Regions from separate parts of the Homo sapiens genome. Here regions 1, 3, 4, 5, 6 and 7 are each linked to region 2. Evidence: chromatin loops called from intact Hi-C (ENCODE). Cell type or tissue: heart right ventricle. All regions are shown on one strand.

Region 1 (4,000 bases), 410 kb before region 2:
GTAAGATAGAAACAAGGAGCTTAAATGTAACCATAAATAATAATAATTATCATGTACTAAGCATTTAAAGATGAATGACAAGCCCTCTACTGAGTACTTTGAATGTAGTGTCTCATTTAAACCTCACAATAGCTCTGTAAGGCAGATGCTATTGTTATCTTCATATTTTATAGATGAGAAAACTGAGACTTAGAGCGGTCTCGCAGCTCATAAAATGCGGAGTTGGAATTTAACTCGGCCAGTTCTCTCTAGATGGAGAGCTGGAGTTTTGTAGGAAAGCTATAAGATAACGCACCGTGGATGGAGGAAGAGACAAATTCAAGGTAATCAGTACATGTGATGTCAATGAGATCCCAAAGTAATACTGAAATACTGATTTGTTCAACAAAACATATCTGTGATAAGAGGACAATGAGGGCAAAGTCAGAAAAGAGAGCAAGGAGGAAATGAGAGGAAACAAACTGCAAAACTCAAGGATCCAGGGAATCAGTCAAGTCTCCTGTGAAATTGGCTTGCTCCTCAAAGCCCTCACTTTCCCTGGGATGCAGCCTCCTGGCCCCCTGGACACTTCCTCTGCCTTTGCTTCCTCCTCCATGAAATTGCCTAGGCCCCTTCAGTAAACCTTGTTTCTATTCCGCCTGGCCAAGAACCATGTGCCGCTGCCTAGTAGCAATTGCATGGCAGTTGCCTCAACATCCCAGGTCTCTCCAGCCCGATGTCCCAATGAGGTCATGTGGGCGGGAACATCCCCATCACTCTCGCTCCAAGACTCTGTGCTGACACAAGGAACGCAGTCCTTGAGGAGATCTGTTCCTTAGTTATATCTGACAATCCCAAGTAAATGATCTATGAGCCCGAGCAGCTACTCCCCACTGGTATTGATTCCTTTGATTCGTGCCACCATCTCAGCTAATACGCTCTGGGAGAGTAGTTTGAAGGTCTGGGCAGGCCAGGAAACTGCAGGCATGTTTCCTACTAGGATGTGCTTTGCTGGATGGAGGATGAGCACTGGAAAGCACCACATTGGCCAGGTCTGTCCTGCGGACTCCCAGCTCACCAAAGAGCCAGAGCGGAAACTCCAGGCAAGCAGTTAGTGCTGGTATGACACATGGTCAGTGATGGTCAGTGATGAATAAGTAGAATATTCTGTCTCGTGGAAATTACTGTGGGATTTGTTTTTCAAGGGTTGCATAGATGATGTGCTCACTTTCTAGGATTTAATAATTATGGACAAACGTCTAGGCATTAGTGCGAAGTTGGCAATTTGAGTGCCAAAGTTTACATGTATGCTTGCATGTAGAACATGCAAGACAATTGAATGAAATAATAATTTAATAGTACAGTGGATTTGTCATAACTAGAGTGATCCTGGCCAGGCACGGTGGCTCACGCCTGTAATCCCAGCACTTTGGGAGGCAGAGGTGGGCGGATCACTTGGAGTCAGGAGTTCAAGTCCAGCCTGGTCAATGTGATGAAACCCCATCTCTGCTAAAAATACAAAAATTAGCTGGGCCTGATGGCGGACGCCTGTAATCCCAGCTACTCGGGAGGCTGAGGCAGGAGAATTGCTTGAACACGGGAGGAGGCTGCAGTGAGCTGAGATTGCACCACGAGCTAGACTCCATCTCAAAAAGTAAAATATAAAAAATAAAAAAACTAGAGTGATCGTATATCCTGCTTGTCCTGAACAATTTTGTTTTATGTGTTATACGCCAATATTATTATTCATATTGTCTCCTTTTGCCCTTAAAAGTTATCACGTGGTTCCCCTCGTCATAACACAATAAATGGGGTCCCGATTTGCCTGTATAAAATTGTATAAAATGTGGGGTTCCCTTATTGTGAGGTTAATGAATTGAACAACTGAGGTACCAGACCAGGGAGTTTCTGGGTTGAGCTGCTTGTCCCAGCCTTATTGTCGCGCCCCCTGGTGGCAGCTTTCTGAGCTGGCTTAAATATCCATCGGGATGTTTCTGGGTCTTCAGGCTGGCAGGGGTTTTGAGAACAGTGATAGCAATTCTAGGATTCACCCAATTCGTTGGTTTCCAATTCATGGAGACTGGCCTCAGACTATTGACATTGCATGGACCCTAGACAGGGTTGCCTGCCTTCCCCTGCCTGGCCTTGACCTCCCTTCTCTGTCATTCCTCCCCAGGGTAAGAAGTTTAGCCCAAACCATTTAGAGAACTACGACTGGACATAAAGATGGGAATGAATTGTCTAGCGCTTTATATTTGGATTCAAGCAATCACAGTTAACACTGGTAATCCCAATAATAGTTAACATTTATTGAATGATTTCTATGGGCTAGCAATTTACATTAAGAATGGCATTTCTAATCCAACACCAAACAATGTAAAGTACACTTTAGACTCTGTTGTAATAGATTTTTAGACAACCACATAGATGTCAGTGTTTATCCATATCTAGGAATTATGTAGAAAGTATTGTTTTGGTTTGGGCATTATTTTTGCTTAGAAATTATAAAAATATAAAAAGTATTTGTTTTTCTTGTGTAAAATCAAAGCCTTCAGGTTTTCATTTAAATTGAACATTAGCCTTTGATTTGAATAACTTATGCCCTTCAGGTGCCCTAAAGCTGTTGGATAACAGGAACATTTTAATGTTTTACAGCCTGTCTGGAACTCTTGCAGCTTGGGCTACTAGGTCCATGGGTGAAGGTCAGCCTGGCAGAGACTCTGGGATCAGTCCTTGGAGGGTGGGTCAAGTTTGAGTAGCTCAAGGTTGAGTTGAGCAGAATAGCTGGTCTTACCCAGCCTCAGCTCTCAGCCTTCTAGTAATGGGATTCCTGCCATATTTCCATGACTGCTGGTGCAAGGATGTGTGTGTGTGTGTGTGTGTGTGTATGTGTGTGCATGTGAGTATATATGTTTATGTGCACACCTGTGTGTTTATGGTCAAGCTGGAAGGGTTTTAGCATGGGAATCAGAATTTGTTTTTGCAGTCTCTGTCCATTTTAATTGACTTGCCTTATCTGGAAAAGCCTTTGTTCATGTCCTGCCTCCACTGATCTTTCTCAAAATCTCATGCAGAGACATAATAGCTGCTCTGTAAACATACTGAACAAAACTTTTCAGAGTGTCGTGAAGTCGTAAGGAACTACCAGGCTTAGATTCGTAGTTTGTATGTGTTCAATGTAAGTGAAGAACTGTGACAGGACATACAACAGGCACCTTCTCTATAACCTTTCCTGAGCTGTTTGCACGCAGGATGCCACAGTACACTGGATCCAAGGAGTTGCTACTATTAATTTTATCCTGGGCTCTGCCCTCAGAAAAGGAGCTGGTTTCATTTTGGTCTCTGAAGTCATGAATATTACCACCTTCCTGCTGGGAATCATGTAAGAAACTGATTAGCCCCAGCTTGATTCCCCCTGCAACGGGGGACGCCTGGAGAGCTCACTGCACGAAGAGTCAGACTTGATGTTCAAAACTGAGCAAGTTTATTTGTTATCCGAGGAGAGAATGGAATAAGTATGGGAACCTTAGGGAAATAATTTGTACAGGTAGTTTTCAGTCTCTAACTGCAGCCCGAGTTCCCTCTGCTATTTTCTGATGGCAACTGATTTTTTTTTTTTTTAATGAAAGAAAACACAGGGGAGACAATTTACTTTTGTCAGAAAGATATACTATCTCAGGCAGATGTGATTCCCTCCTAGGTATGGTTTTATTCTTTTTAAATTCCACCGAATTCCTAAAACAGATTCTGGAGCTTCGGTTTCTGGTTCTTGCCCCATTTCTAACTTACTGGATTATAACAGGTAATATCCTTAAACATGCTGAGCCTGTTTCCACTCAAGCAAAAATAAGAATTAGGACATCTAGCCTACATAAAAGGGAATGCCAAGGGAATCTGGTGGATTATTTTTGATGTTTGGGAGAAAGAAATAGCATCTACTACTACTACCAATTCTTATTGTTCTGTGTGAGCCTACCCTGAGAATAAGAATTGCTATTTCACTTTTAAGGAATGAAAGAAA
Region 2 (4,000 bases):
ATCTTAAACAGCTCCCTATCCATCTCTTACTCTCCATACACAGCCTAATAGTAATTAGGGCTTCCATAAACCTCTCCTGGACTCAAGATCTCCTTGTTCATCTCTGCGTCTGGCCTTGACCCCTTCCAAACTCCCCTATATGAAGACACTGAGCATCTTTCTAGAATTCTCATCTGATCCTTGCTCATAATTTTTTTCCAGCTTCCCATTATCCTCAGAAAAGGACATCTTTAGCGTGACTTGCATGATGTGACTTCTGCTTAACTGTCCAGCCTCACCTCTTCCCACTCCCCTCACCACACAACACACACACACACACACACACACACACACACACATTATAAGCAGCCAGCAGCGGTCAATATATGACCAAGAGCACCTTGAACTGCAAACCATTGTTTAGTGCTATAAGGCTTGGGAACAATGTCTCTCTGATATTGTTCACCAGGCAAGCTTTAGAAATAGGTCAAGAAAAAAATATAAGGAAAATATACACAACCCAAGGAAGTCTGCGTCATGTGTGTGTGTGTGTGTGTGTGTGTGTGTGTGGTCTTTTCATAGGCACAACTTTGTGCTCAGAATGAAGCCTACATGTCTGGATTATTCTTTAATTACATTTTCTTCTACCAAGTGTCCTGTAGTTCTGATCATCTCAACTCCTTGTAAGAAAATAAACAGAGATTAGATTTGCCTCTTCAGAATTTGAGTTTCACAGACAATAAACTGAAGCAAGCAGCAAAAAAATAAGAGAGGAGAAGTCCGATCGGGGAGGAAGGATTTTACAGCCAAGTCCACAGGCCGGATTCTTGGTATCTTCCCTGGCTGATGGAGACAGCAGCTGCTACTTCCTGTCACTCGCAATAACAATGATGGCATGGATCTAAAATGAGGTTCCTGCTAACCAGAACTTGCTATATTTCAGCTAGGTGTCCCAGTTAAGATTTTAGAGGCATTGAGATTCTAAGCATCAGAGGCTTGGCTGCAGAAACTCACAGCTTATTGCTTTCATTATCATGGCTCTTATTTGCCACCAAGAGTAGGCATTTTAAATGTGACATTTGTGTTCATTACAAAATGAAATCACTGGTCCATTTAATTAACACTTGCTGTAAATATTCAGTGATTCCCAAGTGCCCAGGGCTGGATGGGGAAGGGAAAGGGAGAGCAGGGAGAATGGAGGAGGAGACCTGGCTGATGTCATCTGGCTGGGCCCTTGCCATCTGACTAGGCAGTGTTCAGTCTATTGCAACCAGAGGCTTTCACTTGTCAAAGAAGGGGACGGGACTCCCCGAGGCTTTAGAGGCTGTTTAATATTTAATAAGCTCAAACACATAAACACAGAGCACCTATTTCGTTCTCCTTCAGACTCTCTGATAAAATATTCTCGGGTCGGGATCATCTGAGCTAGTTTGGGTGGGCTGTTGCTTGTGGAGTCAGGAAACCTCTTAGCAAGGTCTGCGCTCCATCTAGAGTGTTCCTTTAGACTCAAATAGATGCCCTAAGATTCAGTCCTGCTAAGTGTGCCCCCAAAACCCGTTTAAAATGTAGGTCTGATTATGATTCAGCTGTGGTGAGGCCAGCAGATGAGGAGAGGACAGACATTGAAAAGATTGTCACTCAGTTCCTGGGAGAAGGGGCCACACCATGCCACGCAGGGCCATGTGGGAGGCATTGGGGAGCCGGGAAACAATTGGGCAAGAGCATTTTTTGTGGTTTCTTTGGGGAGGAACGGGCAAGGCTGGGAGAGCAGGCTTGGGATTGGCTAGTTTAAATAATTTCAGCGGGCTCTGCAGCATGGGGGCTGCCCCCTAGTTGTCTGGTACGTGTCCCTAGGGTGGTGAGGGCAGGGAAATAGTGGCCCTGGGTGTGAGAGCCGAGAGGTGGTGGGAGGGGTGGACCCTGGATCCATGGTGACATGTGGAAGTCTTGGGGTCTGGAAATTGGCTAACCCTGGCACCAGCAGTCCCTCCAGGCCCAGCAAGGTCACAGACATCCAAGCATCATAAAGCCATGGTCAATACACAGCCAGACTCGGAACTGTCCATGCAGACCCTCTGAATCCGAGACATAGCCTTCATTTATTTCCCTGGTTACCCAGAGACCTGGAATGTTCTTTGTGAACCCTGGAAGCACTCCCTGCTCCATGCTGGTAGTTAAGGAAATGCAACATTGCCACCTACTGCTGAGGCTCTCCTGAAAATCAGAAAAAGAAGCCACTTTTTTTTTTTTTCTTTTTTTTTGAGACAGATCTGCCTGCCTCGGCCTCCCAAAGTGCTGGGATTACAGGCATGCCCGGCCAAAAACTATGCCCGGCCAAAAACTATGCCCAGCCAAAAACTGGATTAAAAAAAAAAAAGAAGAAGAGGCTGGCCTGTAACCTGAGTACTTTGGGAGGTCAGGGTAGGATAATTACTTGAGCTCAGGAGTTCAAGACCAGCCTGGGCAACATAGTGAGACCCCATCTCGACAGAAAATAAAAAATTAGTCAGCATGGTGGCTTATATCTGTAGTCCCAGCTATCTGGGAGGCTTAGACAGACAGGTCACTTGATCCCAGGAGGTCGAGGCTGCAGTGAACTGTGGTTGCACACTGCACTCCAGCCTGAGTGACAGAGCAAGACCCCATCTCAAAAAGAAAAAAAAGAAAAAAAAATTTTGACTTTGAATCCAAACCCTCAGCCCTCCCCATCTTCCCAGGAGGCTCTTGTCCCTGGTGCCACCGGTGTGCACCATGCCTCTCTGGGCGTGCGGGTGGAGAGGTCTGAGCTCTGTTTCTCTGCAGGCGTTTTTGACTCAGCCGTTCCCTGGCAGGGAGGGAAAGCTCAGGATGAGCTCCATACCCTCCCCTAACAGAACAATGATATGACAGGCCCGGAGCTCACGGGGTTTTCCAGGCTGTCGTCTTGGTGATAAAAGTTAACAGGAAACTGCTTTCCACTTCCGTCGAGAGGAGGTGATTTTTTTTCTCTTCATCTCAGAATATGCGTGTTATTTCCTGTACCTTCTCTGCCCCTTTTATGGCTAGACAACAGAGAGCTTGGTGGAAATGAAGGCAGTCACAGAGATGTAGAATTTGCCACCTCAATTCAGTTTTCCATCATATGAGAGTGGAAACGAAAAGGGAAGCGTTATATTTTCTTAATATACTATTCAGGAGAAAATTGGGGTGGAAGAGGCAGGATGTCTTTACTCTTTACTTTTTAAGAACTAAAGCAAATGAGATTCTTTTAAGAAACATATGGCATTACTTTGAAAATTAAGTTATTTCAGACCTTATATGAATTTAGACTCAAAATCATCATTAGAGCACAAAGGCCACCGTCAACTTCAGGAGGCTTCTGTTAATATTCTGGTGTTAGGATTGCTTTCTCTCTTCCTTGCCTCCCCTTTCTCTCCCTTTCCTCGCTTTTCCTTCTTTTCCTTCCTTTAGTTTCTTTTATTATTCTGCCTACCCTTTGCCAGAGGCCCTTTGCAAAGGATGTAGATTTATTTATTTATTTTTGAGACGGAGTTTCGCTTTTGTTGCCCAGGCTGGAGTGCAATGGCATGATCTCAGCTGACTGCAACCTCCGCCTCCCAGGTTCAAGCGATTCTCCTGCCTCAGCCTCCCAAGTAGCTGGGATTACGGGTGTCCGCCACCACGCCTGGCTAATTTTTTGTATTTTTAGTAGAGACAGGCTTTCACCATGTTGGCCAGGCTGGTCTCGAACTCCTGACCTCAGTTGATCCACACATCTTGGCCTCCCAAAGTGCTGGGATTACAGGCATGAGCTACGATATAGATTTATTTTTTGAAAATCAAATCATTAAAAAGTCAGGAAACAACAGGTGCCGGAGAGGATGTGGAGAAATAGGAACACTTTTACACTGTTGGTGGGACTGTAAACTAGTTCAACCATTGTGGAAGACAGTGTGGCGATTCCTCAAGGATCTAGAATTAGAAATACCATTTGACCCAGCCATCCCATTACTGGGTATATACCTGAAGGATTATAAATCAT
Region 3 (4,000 bases), 690 kb before region 2:
TGGCGGAAGACTAGCTCAAAGGGAACTTTTCATAAAAGCTCTGTTGAAGAAAACAATCCCTTTTCTCTTTGACCCTTTCATAATTCCCCCCTGGTTTAGCACCTCCTGCTGGCACCCAAACCAGATGCTCTGATCACGGATAGGATCCCTGATAGGATAATCGGGGAGGGTGGGAGGGATCTTGTAAGTTTTGCCTCCATTTGGCCTTGAAGTTGTCTTTTTATATTCTTCTGATTCATGCTCAGCATATTATGAGACAGATAACACTGTCCTGTTAGCACTGAACACTTTCCAGATTTCATTTAACACGTTGGCAACGAAGATATCACCTGAGTCTTCCTCCTGTCCCATGCCCAGTAGTATAATCTCTCAGACAACACAGTGGCCTGCATTCTAGCAAGAGTGTTCATCATCAACAAGGGGCCCTGAATAATAGTAAGAAAATGGAAGATAATACAGGGTTAAAAAAGTGGGCTTGAGGGTCTGAGAAATCCGAGTTCCCCTATTGGGTAGCTACATGAACTTGGCTAATTACCTAGCTTCTGGGAACTTTGATTTCTTTATCTGTTAAACGGGGAGTCTCTCTCGTAAGCGTTTCCATGTAAGTCTCTTAGAACCAGGCCTTAAATATTCTAAATGCACAATAAATATTTGTGATTTGGTGGTTATTACTATGATCATTAATTCTAGAGAGTAATGGGAAGTTTTATTGTAATATTGTTTTGGGAATGATAACCAAAACAATATTTACTCCAGGTCTTTTCTGGTTGATACGGTTCCCCAAATCGAATTCAAGAGTCTCTCAGTGGTGTGTGATTGCAATTATGCAAAGAAGACTGCTGTGCCCCTTCAATCCGTCTTTCATACAATCACCTGTTAGTATTTAAAAAATGAAAATCTTATCACCTTACTCCCTGTCTTGTCCTCCAATGTCCTGAAAAAATGCCTCTTGATCTCCCTATGGGGGACCCTAAGGACATCCTGTCTTGGTCCTCCCTAGTTCCATGGTTCTCATTTGCCTTCAGGAGAGACCCCAGACTCCTTAGCTGGACTCTGGTCAGATGGGATGGGTCAGTTACAGTAGAGCTTGCAGAGGTCAGGCCTCATGATAGTGAGTTCTTATGAGATCTGATGGTTTTTTGTTTTTGTTTTTTGAGACGAAGACTTGCTCTGTCACCAGGCTAGAGTGCAGTGGTGCCATCTTGGGTCACTGCAACCTCTGCCCCTGGGTTGAAGTGATTCTCCTGCCTCAGCCTCCTGAGTAGCTGGGACTACAGGTATGCGCCATCACACCCAGCTAATTTTTTTTTTGTTTGTATTTTTAGTAGAGACAGGTTTTCATCATGTTGGCCAGGCTGGTCTTGAACTCCTTACCTCAAGTGATCTGCCCACCTCGACCTCCGAAAGTGCTGGGATTACAGGCATGAGCCGCCACACCTGGCCAAGATCTGATGGTTTTTTATAAGTGTCTGTTGTTTCTCTGCTTGCACTTCTCTCTCCTGCCTCCATGTAAAGAAGGTGCTTGCTTCTCCTTCACCTTCTGCCATGACTGTAGGATTCCTGAGGCCTCCTCAGCCAGGTGGAACTGAGAGTCAATTAAACCTCTTTCCTTTATAAATTATCCACTCTTGGATAGTATCTTTATAGCAGTGTGAAAACAGACTAATACAGCACCTATTCCAGGGTTGAAGATTTAATAGGCTCCCCACCTCTTTTTTTTTCTTTTCTTTCTTTCTTTTTTTTTTTTTTTTTGAGATGGGGCCTGTCTTTCACCCAGAGCAGAGTGGAGTGCAGTGGTGTGATCACAGCTCATTCCAGCCTCGAAATCTCCTCCTCAAGTGATCGTCCTGACTCAGCCTCCTGAGTAGCTGGGACTACAGGCACACGCTACCACACGCTTAACACATATTTTTTGGTTACTTAAGACTTTCCTTAATCTTGTTACAGCCTATATGTTGCCATTCCTATATTTCTTAAAGTTTTCTCAAAAGTGAAAGAAAACTTCTCCTTTTAGGCATTTAAATAGAGGTTTTTCTCAGAGGAACAGTGTTGTAAAAATCACAGATAAATAGAAAATGACCAGAGCAGATCGTGCTGCTGGATGACAGAAAAGTATCTCAACACTAGAGGTCCCTCTCTCCATAGCATCCAGTGGACCTGCCTGGGGATGGCTGCCAGCTTTGGTGGCTTCTGACTTGGAACAAAAAGTGAGGAGTGGAGGAAATTTGAACTAGCGGATTCTTTGTGGCTTTGCAAATTAAATCTCATACCTCAAGCCTGCCCTGCTGAGGCTCTGGCACAGACACACAAAAAGTACTATTTTCTTCTCCTGAATCCTAGTTCCAGTTTAATTTTATTCTATTTCGATCTGGTTCTTGAATTAGCCATGTGATTTTATTCAAATCTTTTTCTCTTATTCCCATCTGGGAAGCAATCTGGGTTGGGTTACTGGCTTTACTCTGCAATATCTGCAGAATATGAGCAAGTTATGGAGTCCCCCTGTCCCTCCGAGGGTCATGAGGGATATGGGAATACAAACTCGAGGGTTACTCAAGTTGCTGTGGCTCAGCTGTGACTTATCCGGGTCCGGCTTCACCCCTCCAGGGACAGGGCTCCTCCCAGCCATGAAGCACCTTTCATTATTCACACGCAACTAGCCAGTAAAAGAGACGAGAGACTCGGTGGGGTGTGCTATGTTTTCCACCAAGGGTCAATAACTGGCAAGAAAAGAAATCAGTCCAGGGACACAGGAAAAGAGTAAAGTTTGCTTTTGAAATGAGACACAGAACATTTCACTTGTGTTAGACAGTAAAGAATAGAAGGATGAAATGAGAACATAAAGTTTCAGTCTGTTGTCTTGCGGGTGATGGAGTAGGGAAGAAGGGGAGAGAAATGGGGCGGGTTCTCCCATGGCCTCCTTGTGGCTAAAGGCTTCATCGTTCGTGAACTCCTAGAAGAGGCATGGCAGAGCTCAGAACATGGCCTGTCTCTCCACCGTCCGCATCACAGGGGCCTCCATCCCCTCCCTTCCCCTGCACACACCTGCCCCTGGTTACTCTTCATCCGTGGTGCACTTAGATAGCTCGGGCCACTCTGCAGACCACAGAATGGAGATGAGGGCAGTGGCAGCCCTGGGGGGATTCACCAGACAATTTAATCAGAGCATTCCAGGGGCTAGAAGCAGAGGCATGAGCTTGGAGATTGGGGTATTCCCTTGGCCTTGGGAACGCCTCTCTCCATGAGGACTGTCATGGGGGGAGAAGGAACAGTTAAGGGCTGAGGGTAGGGCCCTGTCTGCCCAGGTTTAAGAGTGGTACGGGGTGTTCCCAAAGTCTCCATTCTCCCTTTGTTTGTCTTCCAGTTTCCTGTCTGGAGCTCCTTGGGTTAGAGCCTTCTCAAATTCAGGACGAGGATATCCCCTGACTAACCCAACCAAAGTTTCTTTTCTCATATCCAATGGCTACGTCCTTTAGGATTTTTGCCAAATCCTGTGGCTTTGCACTCGGCATAAACTGTGTGTAGCAAAGAAAATGTGAGGACCAGATGCTTGGTCAACAAATGCTGTCTTCTTTTTTTGTTTTTCTTTTTCTTTTTTTCTGAGAAGGCATCTCACTCTGTCGCCCAGGCCAAGCAGTCCTCCCATCTCAGCCTCCCAAGTAGCTGGCACATGCCCCATGCCACACCCAGCTGATTTTTAAATTTTTTGTAGAGATGGGGCCTCACTATGTTTCCCAGGCTGGTCTTGAACTCCTTAGCTCAAGTGATGCTCCCACCTTAGCCTCCAAAAGTGCTGGGATTATAAGCATGAGCCACTGCACCTGGCCCTGTCTTCTCATAGCGAGTTTGAACCTAGTTTGGAAGTGGCTTACAACTGTACAAGTTATCAGTGCAATTCAACATTCCTTACAGGTGCCTCAGCTCATTCCAAAGTGGATTACACAGAGAAAGAGATGACATCACACACATTTTAGGACCCTCACTGAGAGCTTTTGAATGGGTT
Region 4 (4,000 bases), 100 kb before region 2:
GAGAAAGACTTTACCCAGAAACAAGTCGGCTTTTGCTAAGTGGAGGCTCTTGCCAGCATCCCCTTTTATTTTATCACCGTGTTTTGACAATTCATGAAAAAAAATGTGTCTAAGAGCAAATTGAGCTCCTCAAGCAATAAACATTTAGACATACCCTGTGAATTGAGTTATTGTTCTTGGTGGGGAATCTTCCCAGAGTTTGTTTCTCTTTTTTGGAAAGACAACGTGTCAGCCCGTTTTCCTACCCCGGGTCTCTCGCAATGGAAGTCTCCCTCTCCCAGTCATTGTCGCGAAGCCTTGACAATAGCCACATGCCTCGGTTATCCTGCAGCAACTTCCATTGAAGAGTTGAGGGGAGATTAAAATTCAATACAATTGGACTAGATCGAGGGGTAAGAGCTGTGCCTTCAGCCAAGGGAGCTGCTGTCTCCGGGCTCTCAGGGTAGGAGAGGGCCTCGAGCGGTGGCTTTGGGTGGGTTTTGTGGGGGAGCCAGGGGTCCCCCGCTTGGGGACCTCCGTGCTGGGCATCCCGCACGCTTTGGACGCGCGCAGCCTCACCGGGAGCGAACTTTGTCTCGCCTGCGGGTGCCACGGAGAGGGGCTGGGAAGCCGAGCCAGCTCTGGCGGCGACTGGGGGCGTCCCTGGCTTTCTGGGGGGGCGGGGGCGCGCATTGTTGTCCAGGATCGGGCGGCGGGCGGTGGCGGCGGCGGTGGCGCGCGGTGGCCGCCTAGCACCCGACCTAGCAGCGCGCCGGGGACTGGCTCGGGGCGCGCTGGGCGCACCATGCGGCGGGCCGGGCGCGGGCGAGGGGCGGGCCGGCGGCGGGGCTCACTGGCGCCGGGCCAGGCTCGGCGCGAGAGGCGCGAGCGGGCTATGGGCTGACGCCGAGGGCCCGCGGCGGGGGCGGCGGCGGGGACGGGGCGGGGGCTCGCCAGCTGCGGGCGCCAAGGCCGCCTAGTAGGCCAAGGGCCTTCGCCCGGGCGAATGGGACGCCCGTTCCGGGGTACCAGCCGCTTGCAGCCAGAAGTTCCTCGGATCCCTTGGAAGCGCAAAAAATAAAAGGTAATGTGTCTTTGTTTCCCGGTCGCGGTGGCAGGGAGGCGACTGACGGCAGCCCTTCGCCTTCCGTGTTTTCACGCTGGGCCGGGGAAAAGGGACGCGCCGCTGCTTCTTTACTGGGGGCCTGGAGTCGTTTATTTCGCGTATGTTACAGTTTTTAAATGCAAATCCCACGTGGGGCACATACTGTGCTTTCTTCTGCAACCCTCCCCTCGGCACACACACACCTACTTTCCTTGGGCACCTCAGTCCCACGCTGTCTGAATCTACCCGGGGAGATAGGAAAGGACATGGCTTTAGGCAGAGCTGTGTAGGCTTTTTTTAAAACCATTTTCTGAGAGTGCCAGGGGAGCCCTTTCCTTTGGGTGCAGGACAGGGCGTTTCAGACAAGGGTGGCGGGGGCCAGCAGCCGATCGCCGGTGCCCGGGGCTGCTAAGATGGACTGCTTTTTACGTTCCAAATGGCTGCAGCAAGTTTGATGCAGAGAAAACGGACGCTCGGAAGGGGAGGAGAACAGAAGGGAACCCCCTTTAGTACGTGCTCATTTAAAATTGGCTAAATGCAGTGCTTCTATATTGGAGGCAGCTGCTCAAATGTTGGTGCACGTTGAATTCAGAAAAGATTCCCGGTGCTGCACCGAGAAAGCTGCGTGGGCTGCCTGTGCGTAACGAGCGACTTGGTGCCTTTTTCTCCAGTACCCTGTTAGCAGAGTAACTGTTCGTACATTCAGGCGTATTCTGCGAAATTTCCAAGGGATGGCTGTGCTAATAATAGCTCTGGCGACGGCTTCTTAATAGACATCCTCATTCTGAACGATGCAGCCATGCCAGCCCCCCGGGAAGTGCAGCTTGCTGAGAAACGAGAACCAATGCCCGCAAAGGACTCCCTGACCCCACCATGAATGGATGCGGCTCTGGCTCCCCTATGAATGGAGCATCCCAGTGGAGACGCTGCTACTGCTGTTTCTGGCTTCTTTCAGTTCGAATCCTCCTCACAGATAGTGATGAAAGGGGTTGCTCTGAAAACCTAGACAGGCACATTTCTAAGTCTGAGCTGGTCAGTGGTGACAGCCTGTTCTATCGGGAATACATCTGCCTGGACCTGATTGAGGGTTCAGCTGCTGGTACCCCCCTTCCACCTCTGCATCCGTAAGTCGTCCTTTTCCAACAGCATCACTGATCTGTGGGAAAGCACCGCTCAGAGAGCCCGGGACAAACTGCTGACTTCATCCTGGGAAGCCACTGCTGACCCTGGGGAAGTACCTTAGGAACTGGATACAGTAACCTGTCCCTTAGACTTCATGAAACTTAGCTGGGTATGCCGTCCTTCAAATGTGCAGCAAAGTGCTTTTGCATTGGGGGCAGCAGTCAGGGAGAGGAAGACACATTTCATTGTTTTGTTTTTGGTCTTTAAATTGTATCAAGCCCATTCGTAGCATTAAGCCCCATTTATGTTTGAGTGTGACTTGGACTTGGACAGGGCCAGAAGACCAAAGCCTCAAATCAACAGAAATCTGGTTTGGTTCTCAAAGTGTTACTTGTCTCTTGCAACCTAGAAGGTTAGGAGATGATCCAGTTTGTACACTGTCTTCTGTTAGATCCATTCTGTTGCAAAGGAAGTTTGGGTTTATTTAGGGCACAGCAGGAATGAGGGTCGTGTGACAAATAGGTTTGAATCCACTTGGTCCTGAGAAGTTAAATAGCTGCAATTAATTTAATTGGAGGCAATATTTGGACATGCTTTGAAATCAACGCTATATTGTCCAGCCAGTGAATACAATGTTGCCTCCAGATAAGTTAGAAAGAAGTAATGACTGGTGTATGAAGTTGTGTGGGTAGAAGTAATGTTTTAGGGAGAAAAAATTAAATTCTTATTCTTTCATTAAAGGGGAATTGTTTTAGTAGGAATAAGGATCAGAAAATCTCTCCACCCTCTTTTGTTCTGACCAAGTGTGATCTGCCGCTGCTATTGCTATATTGTTTTTGGCACTTGTCTTGAACTAATTTTATTAATAAGACTTGTTATTTATGGCACGGGTTCTCTTTGTAATTTGCAGACATTGTTATCAAGTCCCCTGATAACCTGGCAGGTGGCTGGTGCCATTAGCATGATCTCGTCATTGGGGAAACTGAGACCCCTTGAGGTTCAGTGAGTTGCTGATTTCATAATCCATGAGAACAGCATCCCAGATGTGCACAGCTCTCGATGTTATTGTCACAGCGAAGTTATAGCCTGAGGTCAAAGGGAAAGACATCCAGTGACTCCTTGCTTGGTTCTGGAACTTGGGGAGAGAGCTCTGTGGAATAGCAGATATGCAAGAGTTGCCAAGGAAAGAGCTCTTGAGTCAACCTTAAGGAGTGGATGCAAAAAGTGAGATTGGTTTGTGATGTGAAAGAAAGGGATATGGAAGGTTCAGGAGATCTCATATTGAGGGGACTTGCCAGGCTACCTTTGTCTTTAAGTAAGTGTTGGGTGAGACTACCATCAAAGATCGTTACTGCCTTTACTGCATGAATATACCACTTGTGTTTACATTGTTTATGCTGGTGCGTGTGTGTTTGCATCCGCACGTGCGTGCAGCATGCTTGTAGTTCAATTCACGTGTCCAGCAAGCCATATACTTACCCCTCATAAGACTTGCGTTTAGCCTGACGCATCATACTGAATGAAAGTATAATGGAGCAATTTACAATCTAAAGCTTTGTTCTTAGATATTTTTGCATATTTTAAGAAAAGGAACAGTATAACTTTTGAAGAATTCCTAGTTCAATATGTCAAAATGAGAAATAGACATGCTAACAGTTAACCAGCTTTTGAAGTTCTTTTAAACTACTCTCCACAGAGTATTAGAATGTCTGAGTCCAGTGTCAGGAGTAACTTCAATTCATATGTCTTATTTTTGGGGTAGCACCTGATATGATAACATTTGTGGCAGAATTT
Region 5 (4,000 bases), 200 kb before region 2:
AGAGAAGCAGATCAATGGATATGTTGGCTAGTCATTACTTTAATCTCTTTACACTAAATCCTTTTTTTTTTTTTTTTTTTTTTTTTTGAGACAGAGTCTCACTCTATTGCCCAGGCTGGAGTGCAATGGCACAATCTTGGCACACTGCAACCTCTGCCACCGGGGGTCAAGCGATCCTCCTGCCTCAGCCTCCCAAGTAGCTGGGATTACAGGCATGCGCCACCATGCCTGGCTAATTTTTGTATTTTTAGTAGAGACAGGGTTTCACCATTTGGTCAAGCTGGTCTTGAACTCCTGACCTCAGGTGATCCGCGTGTCTTGGCCTCCCAAAGTGCTGGGATTACAGGTGCGAGCCACCATGCCTGGCCTACACTAGATCTTTATTAAATTAAATAATCAAATATCAACATAGTTATGCTGTATTTTCTCAACTCCCTGCTGAAATTATTTTACAAAGTTAAGATTTAATTCCTCTCTATTGAGGGCTGATGTTTAGTGTCATTTTGTTTTGAATGAGCAGCAACCTATTCTTGGCCTGGACTGGGGCTGGCCATGTGACCCGAGACTTAGGCAGGACATGGAGGTGGGTGGGCAGGACCCAAGGCCAGGCATGGGAGTTTGCTGGGGTCAGTGAGCCTGCAAGCCAACCCACAGACAGGCTAAAGACTCATGAATCCGGTTAGATGTGTCAAATATAGCTGGAGAATCAAGAAACAGGTGGAGACCAGAGAAATCAGAGGAGAAGAAACCAATTTAAAGCAAAGGTAGAAGCAAGTGTTTGTAGAAACCCCTTGAACCACTGGCATAGCTCCAGGCATGTCTAGGCATAGCCTGGGCTATAGGCAGAGATGAGGTGGTTAGGATGGTATCTTAGTATCATCTTGCTGAGAAAGCCAGCAGAAGAAACATCTATAAGCACGCTTCTGAGGCTTTTTCAAAATGACCATTGAAGATCTTGTTCCTTATGTTATTCAGTGCTTTTTATATATTCCACTCCGTTAATTCCTTTTAGAAGATAATAAGAAGTATGTGATTCAATGTACTTACCTTTTTACCTTTGCTGCCAGGAAACTCAAGCTAAAGTTGAGGCACAACCTCAGTAACTTGCTCATTCTGGATGTCTTTTCATACTTTTAACTTATTGTTTTCTTCTTTTTTTCTATTTTAGATTACCCTTAATTTTCTAGTTTACCCTCATATTCCATGTAAATATGTGCACATATTTTGTGCCTTTGCCAAGCAGCATGGAATCCTATAACCTTCTCTTCTGTGTGTGTTACTTTCTGTAAGGGAAACCAACACAATGGAAACGTAGCCCATTGAGAGTAAAAAATAGAACAAAGTATGCTACTTCCCTTCTCTTGGCAGAACGCATTGTCCCAACAGGTGTATCAAAAATGCTTCAAGGTAAGCCAAGACATGGGAACATTGTGCTCTGAGCAAGGTGGTTCTTTTTTCCCAGAAGGGAATGAATTCATTTGGAATGTTAGGCCCTGACAGAACAGAGCCACTCCATTCCACTCCATTGTGTCCTGGGAGTACACAGGGACTTGGTGCAGCCCCTAGAGGCAGTGGCAGTTTACAGGCATTCCTGGGAAGAACAGAGGGGGTCCCGTTGGAGGAAAGCAGGTGCACACTGTCCTGAATCTCCGCGCCTGATGCCCACCTTCATACAAGCTGCAGCTATGCCTGGGGGATGACAGTTCTGCAGAGTCCAAACTCACAAGGATAAGGGCTGGAAAAGAGGCTTTGCTGGTTTTCTGTTCCCACCAGGATGTTGGAAGCCTCCTTTTTGTCCTTTTCACTCTACGCTTCTTTTTTCTTTTCCTTTCTAAATGTTGCTGTCAGTGTACTCAGCTGAATGCTATCAGATACACAAATAACAATAGCTTCCTGGGAACGATTTGCTGCTGTGGGTCATGGGCCAGTGCCAAGAAGCCCAGGCACGCCAAGCACAGTGTTTTAGGAAAACCGCGGCTTTCAGAGAGCAGCTTCAGGATAATTGTTCAATTCCATTAGGGATTCTGGCTCCGAATGCACCTCGGAACCTGGCCCCAGTGTCTCCTCCAGGGGAACTTAGAGGTCCCCCACTCCATACCTTGGCTGGCTTTCTTTTTGATTTGTTTAATTTTCAAGAACCATCATTACTGGAATCTCGTATCTGATTGCGGTGTTCATGGAAAGAAAAATGGGAACAAGGGCTGAGAGACAGTGAGGCTTCCAGGGTGATCAGGTTGACTCGCAGAGGGAGAAATAACAGATTCCCAAATGCGGATTCTGGCACTTACACGTTTCTGAGTTTCCGATCTGGAGATCGGAGAGGTCACCGTCCTAGGGCTTGTCAGCCTCGCCAGCCTGCTGGGGCTCCCATTGTTCTGCTCAGAGTCCGGGAAGCAGATCCTGCTCCCTGATGACAGCTTCAGGCCGAGATGTTCCTGCAATGGAAGGTTTCCCGGGCAGGCTTTGCTTCCATCCTGGAGAGAGTTAACCAGGTCAGCCAGGGTCAAGGAGCAGATATCAAGTTACATATTTTCCTCCCTCATTTCCTAGCACACTCCCAGACATGCTCCACAAGGAAGGCCAGGAAGGAAGCATACCCGCCCAACAGACAAGACAGGCCAGGACCCTGGAAAGAAGAGGAAGGCACGTCTCTGGGCCTTCTCAGTCCTTACTTCCTCCTCCCTCCTTGTCCCACATTCCCCTCTGGATGGGTCTCACTCTCCAAGAAAATGGCCAGGAGCAAATCCAGGCAGAGAGGGAAGTTACTGAGACCCAGAAGCACAGCCAAGAATAGAAAGTACCTTTAATGAGCTCTTTCTATGTGCTTAATCTATGCAGCTGTTTTCTCCTCTGATCCTCAGAGCAGCCCTTTGAGGTTGGCTCTTATTCCTAACCCCACTTTCTAGAATAGGAAAACAGAGAATAGAGAGAGATTAAGTCATTTGTCCAGGGTTACGCAGCCAGCAGTGGCAGATCCAGGGTTTGAACCCAGGTAGTCTGACTTCAGAAAACTCTCCAGAGCGAATCTAAATGGGGGTCTAACCTAGAGTGAGACCCTTGGAATCCAAGCTGCTGAGAAAAGTGTCCCTTTAGAAAGGAACTCTAGGTCTGGTTGCCAGATTCAGCAAATGAAAATACAGGATGCCCAGTTACATCAAATTTCAATAAACAATGAATCATTCTTTCATCTAAGCATGTTCCATGGAGTTTGTCTGAAATTCAAATGTAACTGGGTGTCCTGTATTTTATCTGGCAACTCTTAACTATAGGGCCACTCCCATCTCTCTGCCCTCTGTCTTGTCTTCCTCTCATCATCAATAGGCTGTCTCCCTGCTTCCATTTCCCCTCTGATGCCCATCTCTGGAACAACTGAGCTGTACCTGTCCATGTATTCTTATTTAAAATCAATTATTGGCTGGGCGCGTTGGCTCACGCCTCTAATCCCAGCACTTTGGGAGGCCAAGGTGGGTGGATCACGAGGTCAAGAGATTGAGATCTTCTTGGCCAACATGGTGAAACCCCATCTCTACTAAAAATACAAAAATTAGTTGGGCGTGGTGGGAGGCTGAGTCAGGAGAATCGCTTGAACCCGGGAGGCGGAAGTTGCAGTGAGCCAAGATGGCGCCACTACACTCCAGCCTGGCGACAGAGCGAGGCGCCGTCTCAAAAAAAAGAAAAAAAAATCAATTACTAATGATCATCTAATATCACCTGAGCATCCATAATATGCCAGGGCTTCTTTGTTCAGAAGAATCAACATGGTAGCCTCTGGGCTGGTAGGTGTTAGGGTGCAACATAATCAAAAACACCAGGACCCCTGATACCCACTCAGAAGCAGGAGCCACTACCGCTAAGACGCAGTGTGGGATGGGAGGTGCCACTAGGGGGCTGGAAGACTGAGACCCCCCTCACCCCTGGTCAACCAGAGCTCTGCTTCTAAGATATTTCTTATGTCCCCACCAAATATTTCATTTGGGAAAAGATTTCCATAATTGACAAA
Region 6 (4,000 bases), 310 kb before region 2:
AATTCAGCAGGTGGCTTAGTCAGTTCAGGCTGCTATAACAAAATATCTTGGATTGGGTAGTTTATAAGCAACAGAAATTGATCGCTCACAGTTTTGGAGGCTGGGAAGTTCAAGATCAAGGCAACAGCAGATCTGGTGTCTGGTGAGGGCCCGTTTCTCACAGATTGTCCCTTCTATGTGCCCTCACATGACAGAAGGGACAAACAGGTTCCCTCCAGCCTGTTTTATAAGGACACTAATCCCATTCGTGAAGATTCCACTTTCATGATCTAATCAGCCCCGAAAGTCTCACTTCTTAATACCCACGTGTTGGGAATTAGATTTCAACATATGAATTTTGGAGGGGAACAACCTGATCACAGCAGAAGGCTTGGTGCCTTTTTTTCCCCAAGAACAGGATGGCGAGGGTTATTTTTACAGCCTCTCACAACTGGGCACATATGATCCAAATTCAGAGCATTACTGTAGCATTCCAGTTTTCCACTTGCGCTCCTTATGTCTTCCTGTTCATCTTCTGGTTTTATTGATTCGTGGACAGTGAGTGCTCTGGCCATTTCTATTGGTGTGGACTTGCCCTGGAAAGGGACTCCCACCCTCTGGAAGAGGCCTCAGCATGATTAAACTCTGGAGAAGTGGGTCGTGTTTTGGAAAGCATGTTAGCTATGCTTATTTATATGCCACATCATATATGGGCTAAAACCAGCACATGTGGTCTTTGTTTCATTGCTTCCTATTGAACGTGGATTCGATCCAGCGTGCTGGAGAGGAATGATGATTTTGGAGAAATGGATGCAGTGAGCAACACTGGCCCACAGGCTGCAAAGTGCTAAGGTTGAGAGTGCGTTTAGAAGTGCGTATGTAAAATAATTCAAACTGCAGTATCCCGGCGAGGTGCTTCGGCTCTTTATGCATTGTTATATTAATAGCTTATGTCCCCACGGATAGTTCAAGCCTTCCAATTCAATCGACAACTGTAAATTACAATAAAAATGGCATCAAATCAGTGAGTGGCCCAGTGCCAAGTGACAGTGCCATTTTTGCAATGGGGCACATCTATTCTGAGCATGAAAGTGATGGCTAGCAGGAAGCACCCAGGCAGTCCCATGCAGAATCTTTTAAAACTTGAACTCGTTCCTGGGGAGAGAAACATTTACTCTGAAGAGCTGGTGGGGAGAAGTGTCATGAGCTGAATGGCCAGTGGTCTCCTGAGTGAAAAAAATAAATCTTAGAGTTTTATTTCGGCCTCATTTAGTTATTAAAATCATTGGTTTCTTTGTCTTGGTTTCCCCTTAACTATCACAGCGTTAAAACTCACCCTTCAGAGTCAATTCACATCAATAAGAGACTCAAAATCTTCAGTTCCTTCATGTTCATACACACACATGCACATGTGTACACACACACAGATATACATCCATGCATATGGATGTATGGATCTCTTGGTTCCCCCCCACACTCTTGGTTGACACACACCCACATACATACACATGGGCACACACAAGCATACACATTCATACACAGGCATAGATATACATACATGCACATATGTCCACACATGCACACTTGGCATGCATACACACACATGGGCCAATGGCAGTAGCCACTGCAAATCTTCAGTGCATCTTTCTGGGGGGCTGCAGAGGTATTAATTACACCTCTAACCTGAGCAATCTACTTCTCCAGCTCTTGCAAAGAACCTGGACAGAACAGAGTCACCAAAGATCACTCTTGCCAACTGCATGCCCAATAGAGAGAGGCAAGGTGGTTTCTGAAGCAGACAGGATTTTTCCAGCAGGGCCACATGGAGCCATGCAGGGCTCACTGAATCAGTACCATGCCCACCTCTCTCTTGCAGTTTTCTGTTTGGGTGTTGGAGGAACAGCATGGGTGACCCTGGGTAGAAGCTGCTCTGCGTTTGAAAGGAGACTACAGCCTTTGCATTCACAGTGAGAGGAGACTGGCCCACACCAGGGTTGGGAAGCAGGATAGCAGGATAGCGGCACATCATTACATTTCCATTCTAATTACCACTTGCTTCAGTTCTGTGATCGTCCCCCAGGGGGTCTCGTTAACACGGTTTTGATGCCTTCCATGTTGACTGGGGCTCCTGCACAGGCCTCATCATTCCACGCACCCTTTCTCTATACCAAGCCCTTAACATCTGCCCAGGATGGGCAACGCGCCATGTCGTCTGGCATTTGGGTTCAACCGAAGGGGAATCAAAGGGAACAGTCCTTGGTTCTTTTGAACCAGACTGTCAGATCAGAAGCCCAGAGCTGTCAGAAGTTGCTCACCTGAGCTGCTCCTTCCAGAAGCTTCCCCCGGGCAGGGGCTTTGTTAATGTGTTCTGCTCTGATGGGTCGAATTTCATTGTCCTTGCCACGGCCTTTTCGGCAAAAGCCTCCATCCTCCTGCTCCATTATCATTTGACAAGGCAAGTCACTGGTGAAAGCTGTTGTCTTTTAAAAAAGCATCTTCTTCCCAGCTATGGTTTCTTTCCCAGATAAATTCACTAGGTGGCAGTGAACAGTGAGGGAAAGAGGGCTGCTTTTGAAAAGAAATTCAAAGGCAAGCAGAATTAAACATTCTAGGATATCTAATTGTGGGTCGTAAACTTCCTTCTAAGAGTCATGGGCTGTGACATTTGTAACTAATAAGAGACAAACTGCAGCTTTAAGCAGGATATCTAGTCTCTATTAAATGATGAAATGCCATCTGCTCTTAGCACTCTGCTGATAATTTTATTCATAATATGGTTGAAATCAAAGACATTTGTTTATTGTCCATAAACATATTTTCTTTGCAGAAAATAGTGCATACAAGCAGGTCCCACTCATCCCGTCAAAGCCTTTATTATGTATGAGTGGGTGTGAGCATTGTGAGTGTGTGTTTTCTTTAGATGGCAAGTGAACCTCATGATTATGTCAAGGATTTAAGTGTCATTATTCTTTGATTAATTTCTCCATATAACCACCATCTCCCTTTCTCAACCAGGAAGAACCCTTTTTCTTCCTTTTAAACTCAATGTTTTCCTAGCAGGTAAAGCCTAGGATCCTATATTACTTCTGCTTTGGGAAGACTCTAAAATTTCGAATTTATTAAAAGACACTAAAATCTTAGTGCACACACTTCCAATTAGTTTATTTATGTGCTGCCTGGTTTTTAACCTAAATGCACTTTGTTCAGAGGGGAAGAAAACAATCATAAATAAACTGAAAAGTCAGTTTCCAGAAACTGCTGAGCCGTGCAGGCAGCCTGCAAATACCCACCTTGCTGGGATCAGGAAGGCAGGCACAGTCATTCCACGGCCTCTGTACCTCCCCTCTCTCATGTGATCCCCGTCCGTGCCCCCTACCCTGGCCTTGGCCTTGGATCCTTAGCAGAAGTGATGCAGGGAGCTCTAGTTCCAGCTGAATGCTCTTGGGCACAGCAGCATCACTGGGCCAATCATATTGACTTTACACTTCAGTCCTCATGACTGGACTGCTCCGCATTCCTGGCTGTTTCTCTATACCTAGGTCTCTGCTGTCCCCTAGGCCTGAGTCCCATTCTGGAGAGCAGTTGACCTCATCTAGTCCTATCTTGCTGTGGCCAGAGTCTCCAAGGCCTAAAGTCCCACCTTTATATCCCAGCCTGGTCCCGAGACCCACCTATTTGATGACAGACTCCCTCCTCGAGTGCCAGCCACATGCCTGTGAATTGCTGAGTATCACCATCTCCAGGGCCCCAATAGTGTCCTCCACTAAGTGGGTCACCACGATGTATCCCTTCGATGAGGATCACCCCTGCAAACTCCAGCTTTCTCTGATGTCTATACTCAATGAACACTGATGGAAGGTTACTATGTGCTAGACTCCGAGCTGGGCACTGAAGACACAGTGGAAGTAAGACACAGTCCCTGACATCAGAGGGATTACAGCTACCTCCAGTTTCTCATTTTGCCCTTGTGTGTTCTCCCAAGGCCAGCAACAGAGTCCATTCCCAGCCCTGCCTCACTGGG
Region 7 (4,000 bases), 170 kb before region 2:
ATGAATGCCCTTGAATGTTTCATGGTTTTATAATGATCAGTGGTTCACCCATCACTGCTGCTTCTAGAAAGGAAATATGGACCAGTGGCTAGAATGAACATCCATGTGTTAGGAATTTGAGGAGAGTCCTTTTCCTAACCTGCAAAGCAGTCCTAACCTAATGCTCTAACACTGGCTGTCTGGAGACCACAGAGCCAGGCCTGCAATGACCTATAGATACTGAATTTCTCACACACTCTATAAGAAAACATGTGAGCTAATATATAAGAACACCTACCAACCTAGAATAGGGTTTGTAATTACGTAGAACGCTTTGTGTGTTTTCTTCTTTATAGAAAATATGCTTTTGAAACAGAACTTCTAGAATAATCATTTTGAAAATGCATCTCTATCAGCTGTCCACATGATTAGTTATAGTGACATCAATGATCCATTCTCCTAATAAAGGACAATTCCTCTAAAATGAGATTGGGTTTTCAATGATTCGTTTTTATCTTCACAAACAGCTCATACAACCAGTCTTGGACTGATGGATTCTACCATGACCCAACCAAACGTTTCCACATGTGGAAAGTTGGGCTTTGATTCTCAATTTGCTATTTTTGCTGTTCCCCTTTCATCATTTCGTTATGGCAATGTATGTTTTAAAGAGCGATGCCCTGCATATTATTTAGTGCCTACATATGGTGTGGGCTTGGCCTTTTCTCTGATTATCTACAACATATGTGGTTGAAAAAAAAAAAAAAAAAAAAAGAGGCTTGCACCAAGGAAGAACAATTAGTAAATTCATTAAATTTCTCTGTCAAGTCTGCACATTTGTTTGTTTTAGTTTTTTTCAGGCATTCATTAAGGCTGTAGGTGCCTGTCAGTAAAGGAAGATGTGTTTGCATTTCTACTGGTGTGCTTCCATTTCACTCACCCTGTCGTTTGCAACAGTACTTTCTTAAATTGACACGGAAACATATTTTTGCAATAGGATGGAAAGCAAAACTCTCACTTCTTACATTTTCAAATTGTTCTTCCTTGATGTGGACAGTATTTGCAAACAACCTAACAGCTCAATTTTTACTTTGTTCATGAAATATTCTTGAATCTGACATGACATAAGGGATATTTTCATTCTCCTTGAAAGCACTTTTCTTTGTTTCAGTGAGTAAATAATACTTTGTTTGGAGGTTTACAATTAGCTGCCAGTTTTTGCATCAGCCACCAGTAATTTGGGTTCTGTCTCTCCCGCCATATGCTAATCTACCACCAAAGCACTGTGGGAATCAACTGAGAATTTGAGCTTTTGATCAAGAGCCAACTACCTTTGAACACTGAGGGCTTCTAAAGGTCTACTTAGATGGAGCTCAGGAATAGTAATCCCACTGGAAGGAGAACAGCCAGGGTTTTACTTAATTTGTATTTGTTTGGGAGTCTCTTGTGGTGGAGCTGGTGGAGATGATCAGGAATCGAATTGCTCTGCTATTCCCTTGAAAAAATGCATATTTCACTAAATAGAGAGTCTATTTTCTTACCATTCTCAAAAGGTTCTAGTCTTCACAAACGCTTGCCTTTTCAAAATTTCATCATGTAAGAGACAAGTTTTGACACTAAAAAAACCATATATATGCATATCTTTTTGAAATGTTCAGAGTATATTTCCAAATGCATTTTATTATTTTTGATTCTCAATACCCCTGGGGGGCAAGTACTGTCATCTTCATTTTTATAAATAATGGTATCATAACGAGGCTCAGAGAAGTTAGTGGCTGGTCTCCTCTGGGGAGAGATCTCAACAGCCACACTTTAGACATTTGTTCTGGGGCAATGATCAGCTACAGAAGAAATGGTGTATTCGGAGTAGTCTCTTTCAATAAAGTCATTTGGAAGAAGATGGCTAGTAGCAGCTGTGGAAGCCAAGTGGCTAAATTCCTCCGCTTCTCCATTAATTAAATGAAGATTCATTCATTCATTCATTCATTCATTCATTCATTCATTCGTGTGTTTTTGTTCATTTATCTAACAAATAACTAATGAACACCCTCTATGTACCAGACATTGAGCAAAGTTCTGGAGGTAGAATGGTAAATTCATTCATTCATTCATTCATGTCTTTGTTCATTCATCTAACAAATAATTAATGAACACCCTCTATGTGCTAGACATTGAGCTAAGTCCTGGAGATGAAATGGTAAACAAAAAAAATATGATTCCATATTCTTATAAAGGTGGAAATCTAACATCATTTACTCAGCAGCATTAATATAATGATTAGACAAATTCAAGTCAAATTAAAATTGGAGGTCAATGCTTTGAGGACAAGGCACCTGGTAACCTAAGAGGGACCTTGCCTTTTCTGTGATGTTGAAGAAAGCTACTTGAGGAGGCACTATTTGGTCAGAGGTCTTAAAGATAAGTAGGAATTAACTAGGCTGAGGTGGTGGGAGGTGAATGGGCAGAAGTCACATTTGGTATCAAACCAAAGTTGCTATGGCAGATGGGAGGACAAGAGCTCTGAACCATCAGGTGGCCTTATTTAATAAGCATCGTGTGTTTAAAATCATTTACAATGATGTTGCCTATACAGCTTGGCCACTGGCCCTCTCTACTAAGCACTGTCATACCCACCACTGGCCCTTTTGAAAACCAGCTGGCCTATTTTGGAAGCCTCACCGCCCAGCCTCAGATGGAAATTTTCTTCATTCTCAAGGGTATGAGCTCATCACCACACCAGATGGGTTTCCAGTGAATGATTGTCCTGCAGTCTGATTATTTTCATGTCGTGTTAACTCCCTTTGAAAAATGGAAAGAGGATATGGGGTTGTCTTTCTCATCTTTGTAAGTTGGCGGAGAATTTCCTAGTTGTGGCCACATCCTCTACAGATTGAGAGAGAGCATACCGTTTGGAAGGAGAGATAAATTCTGGCTAAGGGTCCACTTACAGTCATGTTTTAACTGTGCTCAATCCATTTTTATTATAGGGGTCATCAATTAAGGTAACTTTAGCTTCTGCAGTGGATAACTTGGAAATTTCAGTGATTTAACACAAGAGAAATCTATTTCTAACTCATAAAAAGTTAAACATGCTCTGGTAGGTACACAGCCTTCCATAGGATCATTCGATGTCATCTTGTGACTCTGCCCTGCCCTCCTCTGGGTTCAGTGTCCCCTTCACTTAAAAAAAAGGAGGGCAGAGAATGGAAGAGCTCTGGTGAGAGATTTTTATGGGTCAGACCAAGAAGTGGGGCTCCTCTTCTTCTCATTGGCCAGAACTTGGTCACATGACCACACACCCAACTACCACACAGACTGGGAAGTGCAGGTAGGTGGGCTGCCGGTCAACCCATCCCAGACAGTCAGCTTAGCATGGCGTTAGGAGCATGTGCCCTGAAGTCCATGAATTATATATAAGTCCTTACTCCAAGAGGGTAAGTCTGAGGACAAATCGCTTCCCCTTCGGAGTCCAAATCCTCTCATCTATAAAATGGCAATAGCCTTATTTGCCACATAGTGTTATCCTCAGGAATGAATGAGACTATATATATAAAGTACTTAGACCAAACCTGAGAAATAGTACATGTCCAATCAATGTTCAGTCACAGTTATCAATTTACTCCCTGGCTACAAAATCAAAGCAAATCTCGAGATGCCTGAGCTTTCTGTGTCACCTGAGAAATGATGAATAGAGAACAATATTCCTTAACGTCTCAAAAAATTAAAGCGTCTGTTTCCAAAATAAGTGTACGATTGTTACTATTATCATAACTGTGGTGAGTTTCCTTTCAGTTTCCAGGGGAAATTCAATGAAGGCTTTTGACAAACAATTTTGTCAGGAAACAAGCTGCCGCCAAAGATTCCAGGCAGGCAATTGTTGGTGTCTTGGGTAGCAGGTACTTCCTGGGGCTCACAGCAGAGTGAAGTTCACAGAGATAGTGGTTCCTAGAAATCTAAACAGCCCTGTATTCTCTCTTCCCTCTGATCCCGGATCCAAAGGCGGGGGCTGCCCCTCCTACAC

What was found. Peaks named below come from ENCODE experiments on the same cell type or tissue, not always from the same donor. Only the 100,000 strongest peaks of a DNase experiment are listed, where the experiment ranks them.
Region 1: a loop joins it to region 2, with 4 times the contacts of the local background. A loop is called at or near these places in 30 of 110 quality-filtered maps.
Region 3: it touches region 2 in a loop (8-fold over the local background); 54 of 110 quality-filtered maps call a loop at or near these places.
Region 4: it touches region 2 in a loop (2.7-fold over the local background); 27 of 110 quality-filtered maps call a loop at or near these places.
Region 5: a loop joins it to region 2, with 5 times the contacts of the local background. A loop is called at or near these places in 24 of 110 quality-filtered maps.
Region 6: a loop joins it to region 2, with 16 times the contacts of the local background. A loop is called at or near these places in 93 of 110 quality-filtered maps.
Region 7: a loop joins it to region 2, with 3 times the contacts of the local background. A loop is called at or near these places in 35 of 110 quality-filtered maps.

The regions. Positions count from the first base shown.
Region 1 is chr10:14,195,031-14,199,030 of GRCh38, reverse strand. The region is part of intron 2 of FRMD4A (FERM domain containing 4A); the gene reads left to right. Among named protein-coding and RNA genes, the nearest start is that of FRMD4A-AS3, 120 kb to the right of the region's middle. In heart right ventricle, a CTCF peak has its summit at 1,923 (motif pointing left); a DNase peak (open chromatin) is centred at 1,930; H3K27me3 peaks cover 3,200 bases.
Region 2 is chr10:13,786,108-13,790,107 of GRCh38, reverse strand. All of the region lies in intron 5 of FRMD4A (FERM domain containing 4A), which reads left to right. Among named protein-coding and RNA genes, the nearest start is that of PRPF18, 200 kb to the right of the region's middle. RefSeq lists enhancers at 1,209-1,799, 2,615-2,664. In heart right ventricle, a CTCF peak has its summit at 2,181 (motif pointing left); DNase peaks (open chromatin) are centred at 813, 1,207 and 2,097; H3K27ac peaks cover 3,689 bases.
Region 3 is chr10:14,476,978-14,480,977 of GRCh38, reverse strand. No RefSeq gene overlaps it. Among named protein-coding and RNA genes, the nearest start is that of MIR1265, 42 kb to the right of the region's middle. In heart right ventricle, CTCF peaks have their summits at 1,918 and 2,124; a DNase peak (open chromatin) is centred at 2,167.
Region 4 is chr10:13,888,687-13,892,686 of GRCh38, reverse strand. The region is part of intron 2 of FRMD4A (FERM domain containing 4A); the gene reads left to right. Among named protein-coding and RNA genes, the nearest start is that of FRMD4A-AS2, 100 kb to the left of the region's middle. In heart right ventricle, no CTCF peak of the experiment used is centred here; DNase peaks (open chromatin) are centred at 1,026 and 1,857; H3K4me3 peaks cover 3,242 bases; H3K27ac peaks cover 3,688 bases; H3K27me3 peaks cover 887 bases.
Region 5 is chr10:13,989,040-13,993,039 of GRCh38, reverse strand. All of the region lies in intron 2 of FRMD4A (FERM domain containing 4A), which reads left to right. It overlaps FRMD4A-AS2 (FRMD4A antisense RNA 2), which reads right to left and starts at 1,460. Exons shown (of 3, transcript NR_199003.1): 1 at 1,048-1,460. In heart right ventricle, no CTCF peak of the experiment used is centred here; DNase peaks (open chromatin) are centred at 1,959 and 2,439; H3K4me3 peaks cover 1,439 bases; H3K27ac peaks cover 3,912 bases.
Region 6 is chr10:14,092,420-14,096,419 of GRCh38, reverse strand. The region is part of intron 2 of FRMD4A (FERM domain containing 4A); the gene reads left to right. Among named protein-coding and RNA genes, the nearest start is that of FRMD4A-AS3, 20 kb to the right of the region's middle. RefSeq lists an enhancer at 1,789-2,479. In heart right ventricle, a CTCF peak has its summit at 2,497 (motif pointing right); a DNase peak (open chromatin) is centred at 2,141.
Region 7 is chr10:13,960,023-13,964,022 of GRCh38, reverse strand. The region is part of intron 2 of FRMD4A (FERM domain containing 4A); the gene reads left to right. Among named protein-coding and RNA genes, the nearest start is that of FRMD4A-AS2, 30 kb to the left of the region's middle. In heart right ventricle, no CTCF peak of the experiment used is centred here; no DNase peak of the experiment used is centred here; H3K27ac peaks cover 1,723 bases.